Linked DNA regions of Homo sapiens: region 1 is linked to region 2. Evidence: read pairs that join two places in POLR2A ChIA-PET (ENCODE). Cell type or tissue: GM12878. All regions are shown on one strand. Each heading gives the region's core, and the rest is flanking DNA. Links, peaks and the distances in the headings are about the cores only.

Region 1 (15,989 bases), core at 7,619-10,118, 190 kb after region 2:
AAGGGGCCCTCAGTGACAGTGGAAATTCTCGAAGGATAGAGCTGGAATAACATGGGATTTTGCCATCCGTGGACAGCATCAGAGGGCAAAGGCTTTGTATACTGAACAGCTTCCTCCTACCTGGCCAGCTCTGTTAGATTCAGAAAGGAAACTTCCTTTATTTTATTCTCCACTATGCCTCAGCTGCAGCCCACTGCCTGAGGGGTTTCACAACACCCCCACTGTGACTGTCTCCTGGCAAGCATCCCTATCAACACGCAAGCTTCTCCCACAAATCAGCACACAACAGTGCTCATTCCATACAAAATCTTCTCCAGGTGTCTGCACAAGTGACCATCGTGTAGAATTCTTTTTAGCCATGCTGTGTGCCAACGACTCACTTCCATTTGTAGCTAGAATGTAGTGCATGTTTTCCTGAGACATAAGACGCATTTAGTAAATGTTTCCTAAAGTAGTGAAAGATTTAAGTCAGTGAGTTTGGAATTTTTTCAATTCATCCTCAGCATTTTAAGAATCATATGAGACAAGATCGTAGAGGTGTAAATAGATACAACTTTCTTTGTCTCATACATGTGAACTTCAATTTCCTTCTTCCAACTTCAGTTGAGTTTCTGAATATATGCCAGGCATTTTTTCTACCCCTAGAGGACATAGTTTCCAGCTGTTCAGGACCAACAGGTAAAATATGAAAAAAATCCATTAATAGATAGATATGTGCCTAAGGTGCAATGAAAATGATAAGGAAGGAGTCATTAATACCCCCAGTGGGTTAGGAGGACTTCACAAAGCATAGGATATTACCATGGGGTCTTTAAGTTTAGGGTGAGAAAGTTGGTGGGGAAAGGCAGACATTCTAGGCAAAGGCGAGAGAACCTATAAAGAGGTGTGACACAATTCCTGGCAGCTGCCATGGCAGCAAAGGGGTGGGATGGGATGGGATGGTGGCCGGCAGAAGGTAGCCTGGAAAGAGAGGAGATGGGGACCATGTGACCATGTTCTGAGAGACCGCTGTGTCCTGAATGGGCTAGAGATTTGTTGTAAAGGAAATGGGAGCCATTAAAGTATTTTTTTAAGCACAGAATTAAATAAACAAATTCATATTTTAGACCCATTATATACCAATACTGAGGAAGATGGATTTGAATGAGAATCCATGTTCCCCAGAATAAGAGAAAGAGGGAGAAAGGGAGGGGGAGAGAGAGAGAGAGAGAGTGAGAGAGAAAAGAAGAAGAAAAAGAAGAAGAAGAAGAGGAAGAAGGAGGAGGAGGAGGAGAGGAGGAGAAGAGGAGGAGAAAAAGGAGGAGAAGGAGAGAGAGAGAGAGAGAGACCCCACTGAAAGGCTATTACAAAATATCAGGCATAAAACATTGAGGGTCTAAATTAGAGGAAAATGAGAGTTAGGAATGGAGAAAAGAAGATTTAAAAAATTAGTAGACATATTTTTTAATATCTATATGCAGGGTTCCTGACTACAGGTCTGGATCCCTGGTTGGGGTATCAAGATTTATTTGTGGATCACCAGCAGATAGAAGCAACTGAACACACCTTAGTAGGGCAAGTTGCACGTGAATGTTATTTTCCTGTGTTTCGTTTCTCTCCTATTCAAAACTTCCTGTAGTTGATTCAAACTCATCTTAAAACACTCAGAAATCTTTATAAATCTTTACTTGATTGTTATTTACAGGGAAGAGTCCAAAGTTCGCATATTGGCATTCAAGGATCCTTTAAGATCTGGCCCTAGCCTGCCTCCTATTTTCCCTGTACCTGCAGTTCTCAAAGAATTATTTGAGAAAACTTGGGATACCCTGTACCTTTCAGATATCTGTGAGGTCAAATCACAGATAGGAAAAAAGTCCATTGGAAGTGTGTATTTGGTTGAAGTGTTTGACTAGAGAAGCAGAACCAGTAAGGTACCTATGTTATATGTGTATGTGTATGTATGTATATGTGTATACACACACATAGGTAATTTTTAAAATGATCTTAGTACAGAGTGGGCTGGCTAAGCAGCCTATTACCAGGCTGCCCTGATTCTGAGGCTGGAGCCGGAAGCCCACTGGCAGGCTGTCAGGCAGGAAGATCACCAGCAGCCTGGAACCACAGTGCTGAGCTGGACAGACGGAAGCTTGTGTCTGCTCTTGTTGCCACTGATCTTATTGACAAGGGCGTGTGGTGAAAACTGGGGTCCTTCCTCAGGGAGCAACGCACACCTGGCCCAGGAGGCAGAGAAACTGAGGAGACTCCTGAAGGGGGGCCTCTGTTCCCAGCATTTGACAAACAGCTGGGGAAAATGTGTGCAAGATACAAAATGGCCATTGCTTCTCTCCCACCTTCTAACTCCCTTCCTGAGAAAATCTCCCTTATAGCCCACTCTTACCAAAAACATGCTAGAATGGAACTTCTGGGGAATGGAGTTCAACCTGGCCAAGATGGTGCATCACAAAACCACCACAAAGCAATGGGCCAATCAATTTTCAACAGAACACAGTTTCCAATAGCACACGGCAAATAATTTTGCAAAAACTACCTCTTGTCAATTTTTGGTATAGAATCAAGGAATAGTATCTGTAATATCCAAAAAAATATTAAAATACTCCTCTCCTTACTAGTTATCTGTGTGAAGCTTAACTTTCTTCATATTCTTCAACCCAAAACACCTGTTGCCACAGATTTGGAATGCAGAAGCAGGCATGAGAATCTGGCTCTCTTCTGTTAAGTCAGACATTAAAAAGATTTGCAAAAATATGCAATGACACTCTTCTTAATTTTTTTTGTTTTGGGAAATATAGTTATTTTATTTAAAAAGTAATTATTTGTGTTAACATAAAATTATGTTATTATTATTATGGTTTCAAAATGAATTGATCCAGATTCTGAAATTTCTCAATTTTAATTTATAATACAGTAAATATCAATAATGTAACCCATATGATCAAAAGTCCTTGGGAACCTTAATAAGTTTAAAGGGTGTTAAGAATTCCTAAAATCAAAATGTTTGAGATCTTCCCACATGATGGAGGGAGTCATCAGTTCGAGTCTCTCAAGTGGAGCCAGGAATGTTCTCCTTACTCCTCCCCCTCATAGAACTCTTGATATTCTTCAGGGCTTTGCTGAAGTCACTGACCCCAGGAAGTGGCCTGTTCTTCCGTGAAGCAGGAGCCTCCATTCTTCTCTCGGAGTTTCTTAGGTAATACCTTCTTCTCCTTGGACCTTGCCTCGCCTATGGGATTTATCTCTGCAACAAGAAAACATCACATGCCCCTGGGGAAGTAACCTTCCTTCCTCCCTCTTTCCCTCCCTCCCTCCCTCCTTCCATCCCTCCCTTCCTCCTTCCCTCCCTCCTTCTCTCCTTTCCCTTTCTTCCTTCTCTCTTTTTTTTTTTTGTGTGACAGAGTCTTGCTCTGGCACCCAGGCTGGAGTGCAGTGGTGCGATCTCGGCTCACTGCAACCTCCACCTCCCAGGTTTAAGTGATTCTCCTGCCTCAGCCTCCCAAGTAGCTGGGATTACAGGCATGTGCCACCATGCTTAGCTAATTTTTGTATTTTTAGTAGAGATGGGGTTTCACCATGTTGTCCAAGCTGGCCTGGAACTCCTGACCTCAGGTGATCCACCTGCCTCGGCCTCCCAGTCTTTCTTTTCTTTCTCTGTCTCTCCTCTCTCTCCCTCCCTATTTATTTATTTATTTATTTTTCTTTTTTTAAATCAAGCTCTCCTGTGTGTCTTAGACTTTTGGAGACACATCCTGGGGTTCATATGCCTCGCACTTTAGGAGGCACATCCTGGGGAGTCTGTATGCCTTGGACTTTACAAGACACACATGAGAGCTTGTTTTTGAAAAAAGAAAGAAAGATGGTGGCTCCTTATATTCCAGGTTGATGTATTGAATTTCCAGATAAGCAGCCCCAGAACTGTTCATTTATTCTGAAGGGGAATGTGCACAGAGAATAAGATGTTCTTTTGAAAAACATTTGCACTTCCATCTGACATGGGGCCCAAAAACTGGAATTAGCAGTATTTTCACAGAAATAGTTTCTCTCTTTTAGTAATATTTAGAATGAGCGGTACTTGAGTAAATATAGTTCATAGTCATTTGCAATCAGAATATCAGTGGTCTGACACTGGTTGGAGGCAGATCTCTGCCAGATGCCTCAACCCACCATGAGCTAGTGTGTAACCTTGGACATGCTGTCTGAATTCTAGTTTCCTCATCTGTAACATGTAAGAAATAATACCTACCTTGTAGTGTAGTTGGAATAACTAGATGAAATATTACCAGCAGACCCACATTGTAAGCAATGAGGTTGGGGAGCAGAGGGAAGCAGCAGACAAGAGGAGGGATACTGACCAGAGCAATAGGTGAAAGAAAATGATCTGAAGGAGAAAACACAGGGAACAAAAAGGTAGTAATTGGGAGTACAAACACAGAAGAAAAAGTATTGGAAATTTCTGACTTTCCACCTTGTGAATTTTAGGTTTAAATATCTTCTGCTAAGGGGACTGCTTGGAGTTCTAGGTGACTAACCATCCATCCATCCATCGATCTATCCATCCATCCTTGTTGCAGATATTTGCAAATACCTAATAGTACCTGGCTACATACATTACCCTCATTCACACCAAGAGGAATAAAACATGACTTTCAACAAGAGGAGTAAAACCAGACTTGAAGGAACAGGGAAAATAATACATAAAAGGGTCCTTTCATGACAATGAGATCACTGCTATAACATATTACAGACAAAACCTAAGTAAGGCAATATCGGAAGTACCATAAATGTGGGGGTTTATCTGAGAGCTCTGGATTCTAGGCTGGCTCTCAGCCTCCAGTGCTGGTGCCCATGTGAGTCCCAGTATCCCTGGCTCCTCAGCATTGCCAGAGGCCCAGGCTGGCTGGAGTAAGAGGACATGGTTAGCTGGGCACAGTGGCTCATGTCCATTATCCCAGCATTTTGGGAGGCTGAGGAGGGGGGATCATGAGGTCAGGAGTTCGAGACCAGCCTGACCAACATGGTGAAACCCCATCTCTACTAAAAATACAAAACTTAGCCGGGCGTGGTGGTGTGTGCCTGTAATCCCAGCTACTCAGGAGGCTGAGGCAGGAGAATCACTTGAACCAGGGAGGCAGACATTGCAGTGAACTGAGATCGCGCCATTGCACTCCAGCCTGGGTGACAGAGAGAGACTCCGTCTCAAAAAATAATAATAAAAAAAAGAGGACATGGTACATCGTGATGGCTCCTGGGGCTAGGCAGGGTGGGGAAGGGCTACTTGTTTCATGGACTGTACCTGCAGGCCAAGAAGTGGTGCCAAGGCGTGTTTCAGAGGATAATGATTTTTAATATTCACGATTGGTAATATGTATTGATTGCGTCTAACGTGCCAGGTACTTCTGCATATTCTCTTCTTCAACATCCACAACAACCTACATCTTCCCAGTGAGAAATGGGAGGCTTTGAGGACATAAATTCCATGCCACAAATCAGTGTGAGTGCTGGATCCTGTGTCCTAACCTCTCCCGGAGCAGCAACTCTGACATAGGCCAGGTGCGTGGCTTCCCGGGTAGGGCCTAGTGCAGCACACAGCCACTGTCCAAGGGAATAGGTTATGGCTTTAATGGTATTTCCATGTGAACTTTGAAGTTGTAGAAAGTTAGAAACTTAGGGAAATAAAAACTAAGTATTAGGGAAAATTTCTACCAAGAAGGCAAATACTCTTGTCCCACAGCCAGAGGCGGGGGTACGTGAGCGTCAGTCTCAGCACAGTTGGAATTTCCGCGTGCCCAGAACGGCTGCTCCTCTCCTCACCCCTGCTAAACATCCCTCCCCCTGCCTCTCCCTGCCCCCTTCAATGCTGCCCCTCAGGCAGGAAGTGAACAGGAGCAATTCACTCACAAGGGGTGCCTCTGGGGAAAAGGGTGGCCTCTCTGCAGGGTGTGCCAGAAAGGAAGGGGTGTTGTCACTGTGAAGAGGGCTGGGGCTTGCTCTCAGGAGCCCCAGACTCCAGGAACCTTGAAGGACAAACGATGAAGAATTGAAAGGAACTAGAATCAAACCACAACCAAAACAACGTCACTGCCCTGCCTTAGCTAAGCTAACCTTTTAAGCAGAAGAGGGTAAAGGTTTTGTAAAGGTCCCAGTGGTTTGGAGAAATATCCCATGCTCTCACCTCTGCAGCACCATGGAGTTCACGCCTGAGCTCCAGGAGCCCTCCCCAGGCATAGCCTGGCATCCAGCATGAGGATCTGGCTGTCAAGCTGAGTGAAAGGCTGGGCCATGCACCCACGGGCAGCCCATGAGCCTTCACAGAGCCTGTACTCCATCTGGGGAGAATCTTTGCTTGGTTCCACTGGTTTTCAGAGCCAAGAACTGACTTCACTGCACAAATGCTCACAGTAGCCCCAAAAGAGCAGCGACCACTCATCCTTGGGAGGTTGTGAAGTCCCCCGTGTGTAGATCAAAGGAATCCACGTGTGCTCCTGTGGGGCATTTACTCAAGACAGCTCCTCGCGAACATGAGAGGAAGGTGCTGGCCTGCTGGGCCTGGTAGCTGCTGTAAGGGGAGCATGCCTTGGCCCAGTCTCTGCTGTGCATCCCCTTTTCTGGCTCTCCCTCCTTCCCTACCTGCTTCCTCAGCTCCTTGGCTGAGGTTCCTGTCATTTCAGGGCCCTGCCTGGCCCTCCCAGGTGTCTGAACACCACATGGCCTTTCCCTTGTCATCCTCGGAGTCGCAGAAAGCCCAGTGGCTCTTCCTCCCCTGTGTGTATTTCAGTTGTGTTTAAAGCTTACTCAGGAGAGGTCCTTTTATTTTGCTACTGGTAAATTCATTATTAAATAATTCTTGAAGAGATACAGGCCACTGATTTTCTGCAATTTGCATCACCACACTTTAACTTATATTGAAAGCTGAGGCTTTTGGTCTTCTAGTTTTAGAAGTATATTAATATTTCTGTGACCTTTTCCAGATGGCAGTTGAGAAATACTCTTTTAAATAGCAAGACCGAGAAAACCAATAACCTAAAATGAATATTTCTGACCCGAGTTTAATGAGCAAATTAGGAAAGATAAGTTTTTTCCCAAAGAAAAAATGAAGTCAAGGGGACTTCTAAGTTCAGATAAAATGATATGTCTATATCTATCCATATTCCAAGATATTCAAAGACGGATAGATATACAAAATATTGGAATATGAATATATTGATATATAACGTGAATATATGAATATATCCATATTCCAATTTTTGTAGACGTGGATTCAGATACATCTTTTGATATGCTGTAGCACTTTACACCCCTTTAAATTCCATATTATATCTTACATAATCTGCTTGCATATTAAAAGGATTACACATTTAGTATCCGGATGACAAAATGAAAGATAAGAGAAGCTGTCTGCTCAGCATGGAGGGTGGCTGCCTCAACATAGATCAGCAGCGAGCACACAGCATCTTCTGGTTTCCTGCTGAATGCTCCTCTGTTTCCATAAACGTTGGCCCAAGTGTGGCAGGGCCAAACTTGCCAATAAAACCTGGATTTAGGCTGGGCACGGTGGCTCACACCTGTAATCCCAGCACTTTGGGAGGCCGAGGCAGGCAGATCACGAGGTCAGGAGTTCGAGGCCAGCCTGTCCAATAAGGTGAAACCCCGTCTTTACTAAAAATACAAAAAAAATTAGCCTGGTATGGTGGTACGCGCCTGTAATTCCAACTACTCAGGAGGCTGAGGCAGAATTGCTTGAACCCAGGAGGCGGAGGTTGCAGTAACCTGAGGTCATGCCACTGCACTCCAGCCTGGGCGACAGAGTGAGACTCTGTCTCAAAAACAACAACAACAACAACAACAAACCTGGATTTGATTTTGCAGCCATGAGGCTGCTTCCTGGGAGGGGTCCCAATGGCTGAGGAAGGTAGAGTTGCAGTGGTTTCTCCCACCGCTATCCACATTGTTGAGCTCGGTTCAGCATAAGCTGGACCTCACACTTTGAACACTGAGCTTCTTACCAAGGCCTGTGCCTTAACAGAGGCCACTCCACCATGATGCATGCCAAGGAAGCAACCAGAAGGCCAAGACTTTCCTTAGAAACCAGTCCAGGTGCTCCCAGCAGCATTTGACATGACTGTTATCCTTGTAGTCTATTTAGGCAAGCTTTAGATTATGGACTAGGAGTCTACAATTGCTCACATGATCTTAGAATCATCCCAGGAAAGGACCCATAGGGCATCTACCTTGAAACACTGACTTTTTAGTAAACTTCTCAGGGAAGACTTTGGTTGTATGTCTTCTTAGATAACTGAGTATGAAAGCATAGTACTAAGCCGTTAAATGTTGGGGAATATTTACTCAATATACTAATTTGTGATTGGAAGTCATTCTTTCCAGCAAGTAGACAACAGTCAGTGTTCTGATACCACCCCCTACCCTCAGCTATCAGACATCAGTTCTCCTTGATTTCTGCTTTGCCCAGCACGGTTCCCACTCAGCCCACAGCCCTGCCCTGAGCTCAGCAATCCTGCATTGGAACTGTGCTTAGCACTGTGGGGTTGCCATCCCAGGGCTGTGTCTGGGCCCTGCCCATGGGTCCCTCCAGAGCAGACAGCCTCAATCCTGTGACACTGGCCTTCCAGTGCAGATACCCCAACCTTCCACAATGTGCACCCTACAACCTCAGGGCACCACACCCTCAGCGCCTCTTCCCCACCCCTCCTCTGCCCAGACACCTCTTCCTGCCTGTCCTCACCGGCCCATTGCTGTCTCACTTTATCTTTTATCTTGTGGCTCTGCCCACGGAAGACACAATAAAAACAATGTACCAGCACTGGAAACGTAGATTAACACTGAACACTTTTTAGGGCTTTATTTCCAAAGTGTGCATGTAAGGAAGTAAATCTGTTTCCATTTACAGTTTACAAACTAGAACCAATGGGATTTGCCCTGGAAACCCAGTCTGGGTAACCAGCCAAGTCTGGGCCGGCACAGAGGAAACCAGCGCTCTTCCTGTGCACCTGTAATTAGCAGGTAAGATGAACAGGGCTGAAACAGCTCTTCAATGTCAATTTCACCACTCCATGAGGAATCTACATTTATAGAGGGTGAAATGGGAATTGCTTTGACAACAGTAATTGTGAGTATTATATTTAAACCAACCATAATGAAAAAAATACAATGGCGTCAAATAAAACCACAGTATTGTTTCTGAATATCATTTGGATAGGATGCATAAGGGTGTATTACAACACAAAGTAAAAGAAACAAAAAACAAAACAAAACAAAACAAAACAAAAAAACACTGAAAACCATGTCACCCAGCCCAGAGTCTGTACTGTGCTAAAGGGAGCAAATAGATTAAATTTGGAATATTTTCACTTATTAGAAAATAATTCTGGGTTGGTAAGTTATTCCTACTATTGGATAATTGCCTTCTCTGACCACAAGGGCAATTTGGACAATTATCAGGACATGGACTAATTTTTTTTTCCTAAAACCAACGCTCCATTTTGTGCATGAAACACTCATGGGAAACAAATTAAACGTGAAGCCACGTAGGTTTTAGATTTTTCTGTGTCCACTTTAAGTCCTTTCAGTATTAGGAGATACCTTAGATCCTTGAGGAAATAGAGAAGATACAAATTTTATTAAAATGTAGCTAATGCAGGAGGAAGCAGGCACACAGCCCTCAGAGTCATCAGTGGTTGTCAAACTTGAACCTGGGTCAGGATGACTCCATTAGTGGCTTATTCAAATGTCAGTTTCAAATGTGGAACCCTGGCTCAAGTGTTTAAGCTATCAGTTAATATGTTTATTCACTTCAGCTTTGAGCTCCCCGGCAGGCAGGGGGAAGTGGAAGCACTTTACCTTATGTAATTTCACTCCTGTATATGTTATAAACCAGCAGATTTTATAAGAGATTGAGGTGGGTGACTTATATGATTCTCATACTCTAAAACCAGGTTTTTTTCAGGAGGGACAATCATTTTTCTGGTTCTAAATTATTAAAAGGAATGTTTTGGATAGTTTCTTATGTAAGGACCTTTGAAGAGAAAGGGCATTGACTTTTTTATAACTTCTTAAGTTTTCCAGTTTTTAAGAACACATGCCTACTGTAGTAACAGTATAAAAGGGTAATCACCTGTAATCTCAGAACTAGTAACTATTTACCTTTTCTCTACAGTCTTCTATGTATACATATATTTAAAATTTAAATAATTAAATACACGCTGTTGTAATACCTGCTTTTGCATTTAACAATATTGCATATATATCTTTTCATGATAATCAATACGAAGCTCTATTATCTTTTTAATGCATATATTTCAGTACATTAATGTACAACAATTTATCACATTTTCTCTCTCTTTTTTTTTTCTTGAAATGGAGTTTCACTCTCGTTGCCCAGGCTGGAGTACAGTGGCCCAATCTTGGCTCACTGCAACCTCCGCCTCCTGGATTCATGTGATTCTCCTGCCTCAGCCTCCTGAGTAGCTGGGATTACAGGTGCCCACCACCATTCCTGGCTAACTTTTGTATTTTTGGCAGAGATGGAGTTTCACCATGTTGGCCAGGCTGGCCTCAAACTCCTGACCTCAGGTGATCTGCCCACCTTGGCCTCCCAAAGTGCTGGGATTACAGGTGTGAGCCACCGCGCCCGGCCTATCACATTTTCTTTCGATGGGCATGTTGTATCGAACTTTGCATCTCAATAGGGAAGACACTAGGTTCAAGAGGCCGAAGAAGAGATCCAGAGACAGCAAATGAAGCATGGGATTTTATTAGGAGCATACTATACAGGGGAGAGAGTCCAATGCAGGCAGGCTGGATAATAGGACTGCCTTAATTACAGAAATGGTGGTGGTAGCCTGGACAACATAACCACATAACCCAGTGGCAGCAGGCTGGCCAGGAAAACTGCAACTGCTTGCAAACAGCATGCAGTTTATATAGCATTTTCACTTAACATCCTCCTCCTAGTGAACTCCACCTTCCAACCTTCATGAACCCAAAACTCAGGGCCTCAATCTCTTGTTCGGCCATGTTCCACAGGATGGGACAGGGGCTCAGATGTTTATCATAGATAAGAAACCAATCTCTGTGTTAGCCACTCCCAGATGCCCTAGCTCAGAACACACATCAGGTGCATCTGCCATAAGGGTCATTCTAAGAGTATGCTTAAGTTATTGCTATCAGTTGTGTTTACCCTACAGGACAGTAAGTTGTTTTCATTTTCTCTCAGTTAAATAAAATGCTGCACCTTTAATTCTTTATGCATATATATTTGCTTACTGTGTGATTATTTGCTTTGACAAAATCCTAAAAACGAAATGACCAAGTTGAAATGTAAGCCACTTGCGAAAGCTCTTAAAACATTTTGCCAAATATCCCCTAGGAAGGTATTACCCATGTAAACTACCGGTGGTATACAGACATCTATTTCTGCTCATAAGCACCAGTTTGTGGGTGAAAAGTGAAATACTACTGTCATTTCTCTAATACTACTGAGGTATAAAAATTGTATTGGCCATTCATATTTCTTATTTTTTATTAACATCCTTTGACTTGTTTTTATTAGTATAATCATTTTTAAATCATAGGCTGTTTTTACAATGAGAATATGAATCCTTTGACATATTTTCCTGGCAGTTTTATCTTAAAATTTTGGTTGTATTTTTTATACTGAAAGTAGCTTTTTATCTCCTTCAGTGTCCTTTTCGGAAATTTTTTTCACACCCTCCACCTTATAAACCAATTCTCTTGAATTTCCGAGTAATCTGTAACTTATCTATTTAAGTCTGTATTCCAGGAACAATTCATTTAGTGGATCTACATTTCTTTTTTGTTTCAAATAGTTGTCCCAATACCATCTATTGAAAAAAACCTATCCTGCACTCAGGAGTTCAAAATACTTTCCTCTGTTCAATTCTAGTTTCCATTCTGCTCTGTGTTGAGTGCCATATTTTTTCATAGTATTGTACTTTTGTAATATTTTAATATGCTGCATTCTAACATCCTTATTTGCTAGAATAAGATTATTCACATGGATTTTCTTCTTTCATTTTCTTTCTTTCTTTCTATTTATTTATTTATTTTTTTTTTGAGGCAGGGTCTCACTCTGTCACCCAGGCAAGAGTGCAATGGTGCAATCATGGCTCATTGCAGCCTCAACCTCCAGAGCTCAAGTGATCCTCCTTCATTTTTTGATTTTTTTTTTTTTTGTAGAGAAGAGGTCTCACTGTGTTGCCCAGTCTGATCTTGAACTCTGGGCTGAAGCAATCCTCCCGCTTTGGCCTCCCCAAATGCTGGGATTACAGGTGTGAGGCACTGCCTGGTTTAGCATGTATTTTTTCTCTCAGGTGAACTGTATAATTTATAACATCTTTCACCTAAATGCTATAAAAATGCCACAGTTCTCTGTATTTGTGTCATCTCTGGGGATAAAGAAAAGCTGAGAGGGTGACTTTATAGAGGAGACGGTGCCCGGAGGGTAGGGAGTGAGGGGCAAGTTGTTAGTCCGAGGAAGCACAGCTCTGCTGGCTCCTGGTGAAAGAAATCATGCAAGACCAGAATTCAGAATCTGAAGAGCAGATGTGTATCCCTGAGACTATTTTCCATGGCTTTTGTGACTTTTAGTTGTAATGTTGACCACAGAAGCCCAAATACTACAACTTACACCCACCCCACAGGTCAGGGTCAGGAACACTGGTAATTCTATGTTCTTCCTTGTTGTGACTGACCTTGGGATTCTAGGTCTGTGGTGAACAGGATTTGCATTTTTATCTTCACAAGTGATAAGTCTGAACAAGCAAATGAAGAGTCACCATCTCTCTTTTTCTGAATGAGGCCCAGGGATGCCGCAGACAAAGCCAACATCCTTCTAGAAGCAGCATTGGGGTGTTCAAGTGCTCTTACAGGTGTCTAGGTATCTGCACTGTAGAGAATGGAAAAATTATCTTAGCCTGGAAAATGCTAAGATCCAGTATTACTGAAGCCCTATCCAGGCCCAGAATGATGAAGAGGTGCCTCAGATTTTGAGCACCACCACCCCCTGGCAAAGTGGCCTGCCAGGGATGTTTACTGCAAAATGTAATCTCAGGTACCTACGTTAACCTGCTTCCTGAAGGAGGCTAATACTGCCCCATTTGTGTTTTGCTGAGAACATTCCAGAGTTGAAGATTTTTATTTGGGTCTATTTTTTTTCCAATTTACTCTTTCTAAAAATAATGAAACTACAAGATTGGGTTCAGGGGGAACCATTCCTTTTGCACGCAGGCACGTCCGCCCTCAGGATGGATGGCTGTTGCCCTTCCTCTTTCATCCTGGTAAAACACTCACCATCGAAGCATGTGTTGTTGTCCATTGAGGCAATACATGATTCCATCACAAAGATAGCTGACTTCCCCCTTTCTGTGGGAAAATCAAGAACAAACTACCCCCAAAAGAATTTACACATTTACTTGGAGTTCTGAGGTATAACTATCTTGATCTTAATTTCTTAGAAGTCAGATAAAAACCCTGAGACACTTCAGAAAAGTCTAGAAACACAGGGAGGGTTTTTTTTTTCAGTTTCTATTTGTTTTGTTTTTATAATTCATTGAAGGTTATCCAATTTGCTGAAAAAATGGAAGGGTAGGAGAGGTATAATATCTAAATTTAGAAAACCTGGATTCTAGTTATAACTCTACTAATTATTAGTTGCGTGACCTTAAATACTTCACTTCTCCTGGCCTTAGTCTATTTAATTCATAAATTGCAAGATATTTGTAAAATGCCTGCTATAAGAATTTATTACAAGGTTGCAGGATCAAATGAGCTAAGGTTTACAAAAGCACTTTGTAAACTCCAATAGGCTCTGTGTATGTGTATATGTGCATGCAAATACTATATAAATGTACTTTATGTGTATATTCCGAAGGCCAGAGGGCTCCCCCTCAGCCCACATGCACCCCTGAGAGATTCTGCGAGCTGGTGCTCTCTTTGGTCAAGGCCGGGTCAGGCCACACTCTAACCCAAAGTGGTCCTGACTTAGACTTCAGGACCCTCATGGGGACTGGGGAACACTTCTCTCTGAAGGAAACACTGGAGCAGGCCAAGAGAGGGTAGATGTTGTCCCCTTGTGTGATGTCCCCTGCTAGAAAAGAAGAACGCACTTTCTCAGTAGCTCAGGGTTCCCACTGACAGCATACGGATTTTTGACTAGACTGCCTTTGAGATTCTAAAATCTATGGTCTGCTCTCTGCTCTAGAATCCCTGCACTGAAGTGGTGCCATGTGAAACCTCTAGGTAGACCCAATATTCCAACCCTAAAGAGGAATCTTCTGCAACACAGGCCCTGCTACCCTGCTGCCGGCGGCTTGGGAGTCTGCGCCGCGGCTGGCGGGCGCCCAGTGTCCAGCTGAGCGCCGCCTGCCGGGGGAGAGAGGCGGGCTGGGCAGGGACGCGCAGGCCAGCGGAGAACAGCACCGAACCCACCACACTGCGCAGCGCGGAGAAGCAGCCTTTATTTCCCACCGCCGCACAAGCCTTCCCCAGGCGGAGGCCTGGACAGCCCGCGCAGGGCCGCCTCCTCTAGTAGTCTATGGTTTCTTTGTCCTTCTTGTTGAAAGGGTTGTAGGGTCTCACAGTTGTGACCAGTCGAGACAGGGGAGCCTGGTGACGGAAGAGGTCAACTGCCATTTCTTTCTGGAAGACGCTGGGGCAGGATGGGAAAAAAAGGAGGAAAATGAGACATAAAAGACATGTACAAATACACAACCTCATCCAACTAATGATACCCCTGTGCGGGAAGGGGAGGGGAGCGCGCACTGCAGGCAGGGAGCGAGGATGACTCGTGCTGGGGAGCACTCAGCTGCAGGGATTGCACCTCTGTGCTGCGCAGAGAATTATGGTGGGTGCTAGGGATGGGGGTGATCTGCAGAAAGCCGCCCAAGGAACCCCACCGCACCGTGCCTGGGGAGGGCCCAGGGCACGCTGGGGAGAGCTCTCTGGGTGGGGTGGCCGGGGGAATCAAGAGGAGTCTCCTCCAAGGAGGAGTGAGGGGCGGACAGATAAGGCCCAGGGAAGCCAGGACAAGACATGGGACAGGCAGACCTCACCCAGAGGGTAGTAGAAGACATACCTGGGTCACCCAGAGGCCTGGAGAAGACATGGGTGACATGGATAGGGGGAACCCGGGCCTCACCCAGCGGCCAAGAGGAGACATGGGTGGGGTGGGCCTGGGCCTCACCCAGAGGCCAGCAGAAGACATGGCTGGGTCACTCAGAGGCCAGAAGAAGACATCGGTGGGAGGGGCCCGGGCCTCACCCAGAGGCAAAGAGAAGACATGGGTGGGTCACCCAGAGACCTGGAGAAGACATGGGTTGGGGGACCTGGGCCACATCCAGAGGTTGGGAGAAGACATGGGTGGCAGGGACCCAGGCCTCACCCAGAGGCCAGAAGAAGACATGGCTGGGTCACCCAGAGGCTAGGAAAAGACATGGGGGGTGGGAGGGATCCAGGCTTCACCCAGAGGCTAGGAGAAGACATGGGTGGAAGGGTCCTGGGCCTCACCTAGGGGCTGGGAGAAGACATGGGTGGGGGTCCTGGGCCTCACCCATGGGCCATAGGCCAGAGGCCAGGAAAAGACATGGGCGGGAGGGGCCTGGGCCTACCCCAGAGGCTGCTGGGGGAGGGTGAACAAGGCCGGGTGTACAGGGTTTTACTGGCTCTGCCAGTGTATTTAAGTTGACTGTTCCCACAGGAGGCTCATGACTGGGCTTCATTTTACTTTGCTTGTATACCCAGTAGGAATAAATTTGCCCTATCAAGTTTGGTGTGATAATTAAAATAATTTTTTTTAAAAAAGCTTTGAAAATGTGGAATGCTTTGCAAGTGAAGTTTTATCCCCTTGGGTTACTGGCATTCCCAAACTCCCTATTCTGCCTGGAGATGGCTATCCTAGTGTCACAGGAGTTGGGCCAGCTATTATGAGCAACCCCACAAGCCCGTGGCCTGAAATAATTTTG
Region 2 (2,500 bases), core at 1-2,500:
TAAAAAGGACACAGTTGAAGATTCTTCCTGGAGCAAAAGTGGCATCTACTGGCCCCTGGGCTCTTCACAGCCTCGGGGGCTGACCCACCTGAGCTCACCTGGAAGCTCTGACTCTTCCGGCCAGGATGTCCTCTCCTGCATCACTGGAGGATTAGCCTGGATGGTTAGCCCTTCTCTCTTATAAGGGTGACAGCATGGCAGGAGGTGAGGATAGAGGGAGGAGGGCAACTTCTTTTTCTCTTCTCCCTCACAGGGCCACAACATCCATTGCAGAAACAAGAAAGGAGGGGCCAGCAGGCGCAGGTGGCTTCCAGACCTCAGGCCTTGCAGGAGGTGTTAGGGCAGGGGAAGGAGCTTTTGGCTGAAACTGCTCATCATGGCAAGAGTGTGGCTGGCAGAACTGAGGAAGAGGAAAGGCAGCTTGCTTGCTCTCTCTCTCTAAATGCAAGTGCCCTGGAAGCTTTGGAAACATGGAGCTGCAAATTCTGCTGAATGTTGGTGGAAGGGAAGGGCCCCATTGCTCTCCCTGCCTCCTGTGCCTGGGCTGTGGCACAGCATCCTAGCAGACCACTCACTGGGCAGCCCCTCAGGCTTCTCCAGCTCTTTCTTTCATGTCTTTCTGTGTCTTCTATGAAAAGATTCTACCATAAGATCTAAGCAAGGGTAAGCAGGGGAAAAGAGGCGTGGACAGCCATCACCTGGCTTATGAGCAATATTTCATTTGCAGAAAACAAAGTATAAAAAAATTCTTAAAATATGTAAGAGAGGAAAATACAAATATGTGTAATTCATAGAAAGTCTTACCTTATGCAAGGATAAGATATACAAATTTAGGATAGTGATTATGCCATGATATGTCATGGCTGAGGGCCAAGTAAAATAAATTTCCTAATAAATAATAAAAACACATTTATACATTAGATAAAAATGTCATTAGTATTTGATTTCAACTTGGAGGCTTCCTTTAAGTGATAGAAGCACAACAAAAACTTAAAATGAAAAAACTGAAGAGAGACCGAAGAGGTTGAAAATGTCACCGCTTTGGTCTCATTCTGAAACACTAAACTTAAAATATATAAACTTTAAGATCAACAGAATCACCAGCCAATCCCATCCCGTCCCATTGACATTATTCTTACTCAGAAGTTGTACACATCATCCATATCAGCTAGTGATGATAGGTCAAGAATGAGAAAGAAAGTAAAACTGATCTCTGAGGTAATCAACCAAAAGAGAAGCAAAAAACCCTTGACCTAAAATTCATGCATTTACTCATGGGCAAGTCCCTCATACACTCTCTCGGCACTTACACACACTCTCTTTAGGCACAGTTGTAAAAATGATTAAATGGTTCTTTCTTATTGTAATTCCCAGCAGATTAGAAGTAGCAAATTAGAATGCAGAGGAAGAGACAGATAATACTATCCAAGCAGATAAGAGAATTCAAAGCCAGGATCATTTAGGGTACAGCTATTAGCTCTCTATGCACAATGACTTTTCAGAAGTGAGGTTCAGGACCTATGGCCAGGGAAACACAAGTGTACTTTCTGGCTGAAAGAGCACTACACAGTTGAAATCTGGACTGTTGTGGAAACTGTAGAAGTCAATTTCTCTGCTGCATTGGAGGCAACAGAAATGTGTGCTGAAGGAATGAATAAGAAAACTAATAAACTGATAATACAATCTTCTCTGCTTAAGGGGTTTATAATTTACTGTGTGTGCCCACAAATTAACTCCCTGTAATGCCAGAGCTAGTATTTAGGATAGTACTTTTGAGCTAAGAAGAAAAGACTGAAGCGTTTTCAAGAAAGTCTTTAAAGAATCTTGGCATGGGGGCGGGGGGGAATTGTTAGTAGGTTCTAGGAAGAGTCCTCATCCAAAAGTGTTAAAATACACAAGAAATAAAATGAGGTAGGCTTGAGCAGTTTAGAAAATTTAGTCTTGAAATGCTCCTTCCCCTAAATGCTGGATTAAGGTAATACTGGCCAAGGTAGCCTCCAAACGTGTGAGCAGGAGTGTGAGGCCTGACATAGCCCCAGATAGTGCAGGGGCTCTAGAAAAATCTTTGTTGCAATGAAGGGCTCACTGGCCAGCTAGCTGAATGATTTCATACATGAACAGGGCAGCACATTTTACTTCACATATCCATTTCTGAGCAAAGATATTGTTGATTTGATTGCAACTATGTTCAAAGCGCACAAATCTCAGGTGGGGTAAATGAGGTTGGTGTGACTGCTTCCAGGGTCCTGCTGCCGGGAAAGTAGATATGGAGGAAACACAGAACATTCTGAGATGAAAAACAGGAAATGGGTGAATTCAGTGCCCCTTCTGGGAAATGATGAAATGAAATATGTTTTAACCTTAAGGTGTAATCATGCAAAACTTAGTTTATCAAGGTTACTAAGACATGATTTTACATCAAGATAAGTGACTTTTTAAAATTAAAAAATCCAATTTACATAATGGTTAAATCTACTCCCAATATCATAAAAATATAATG

Evidence for each region. Peaks named below come from ENCODE experiments on the same cell type or tissue, not always from the same donor. Only the 100,000 strongest peaks of a DNase experiment are listed, where the experiment ranks them.
Region 1: POLR2A ChIA-PET joins it to region 2 with 10 read pairs; 3 of 35 experiments call an interaction of 5 or more read pairs at or near these places.

Annotation. Positions count from the first base shown.
Region 1 is chr7:50,157,734-50,173,722 of GRCh38, reverse strand. SPMIP7 (sperm microtubule inner protein 7) reads right to left here. Exons shown (of 9, transcript NM_001161834.3): 9 at 14,467-14,677. The coding sequence ends at 14,554. Among named protein-coding and RNA genes, the nearest start is that of SPMIP7, 70 kb to the right of the region's middle. In GM12878, for the core only: no CTCF peak of the experiment used is centred there; no DNase peak of the experiment used is centred there.
Region 2 is chr7:50,351,205-50,353,704 of GRCh38, reverse strand. All of the region lies in intron 3 of IKZF1 (IKAROS family zinc finger 1), which reads right to left. Among named protein-coding and RNA genes, the nearest start is that of IKZF1, 48 kb to the right of the region's middle. RefSeq lists enhancers at 1,129-1,178, 1,199-1,378. In GM12878, for the core only: no CTCF peak of the experiment used is centred there; a DNase peak (open chromatin) is centred at 1,224; H3K4me3 peaks cover 517 bases; H3K27ac peaks cover 2,497 bases.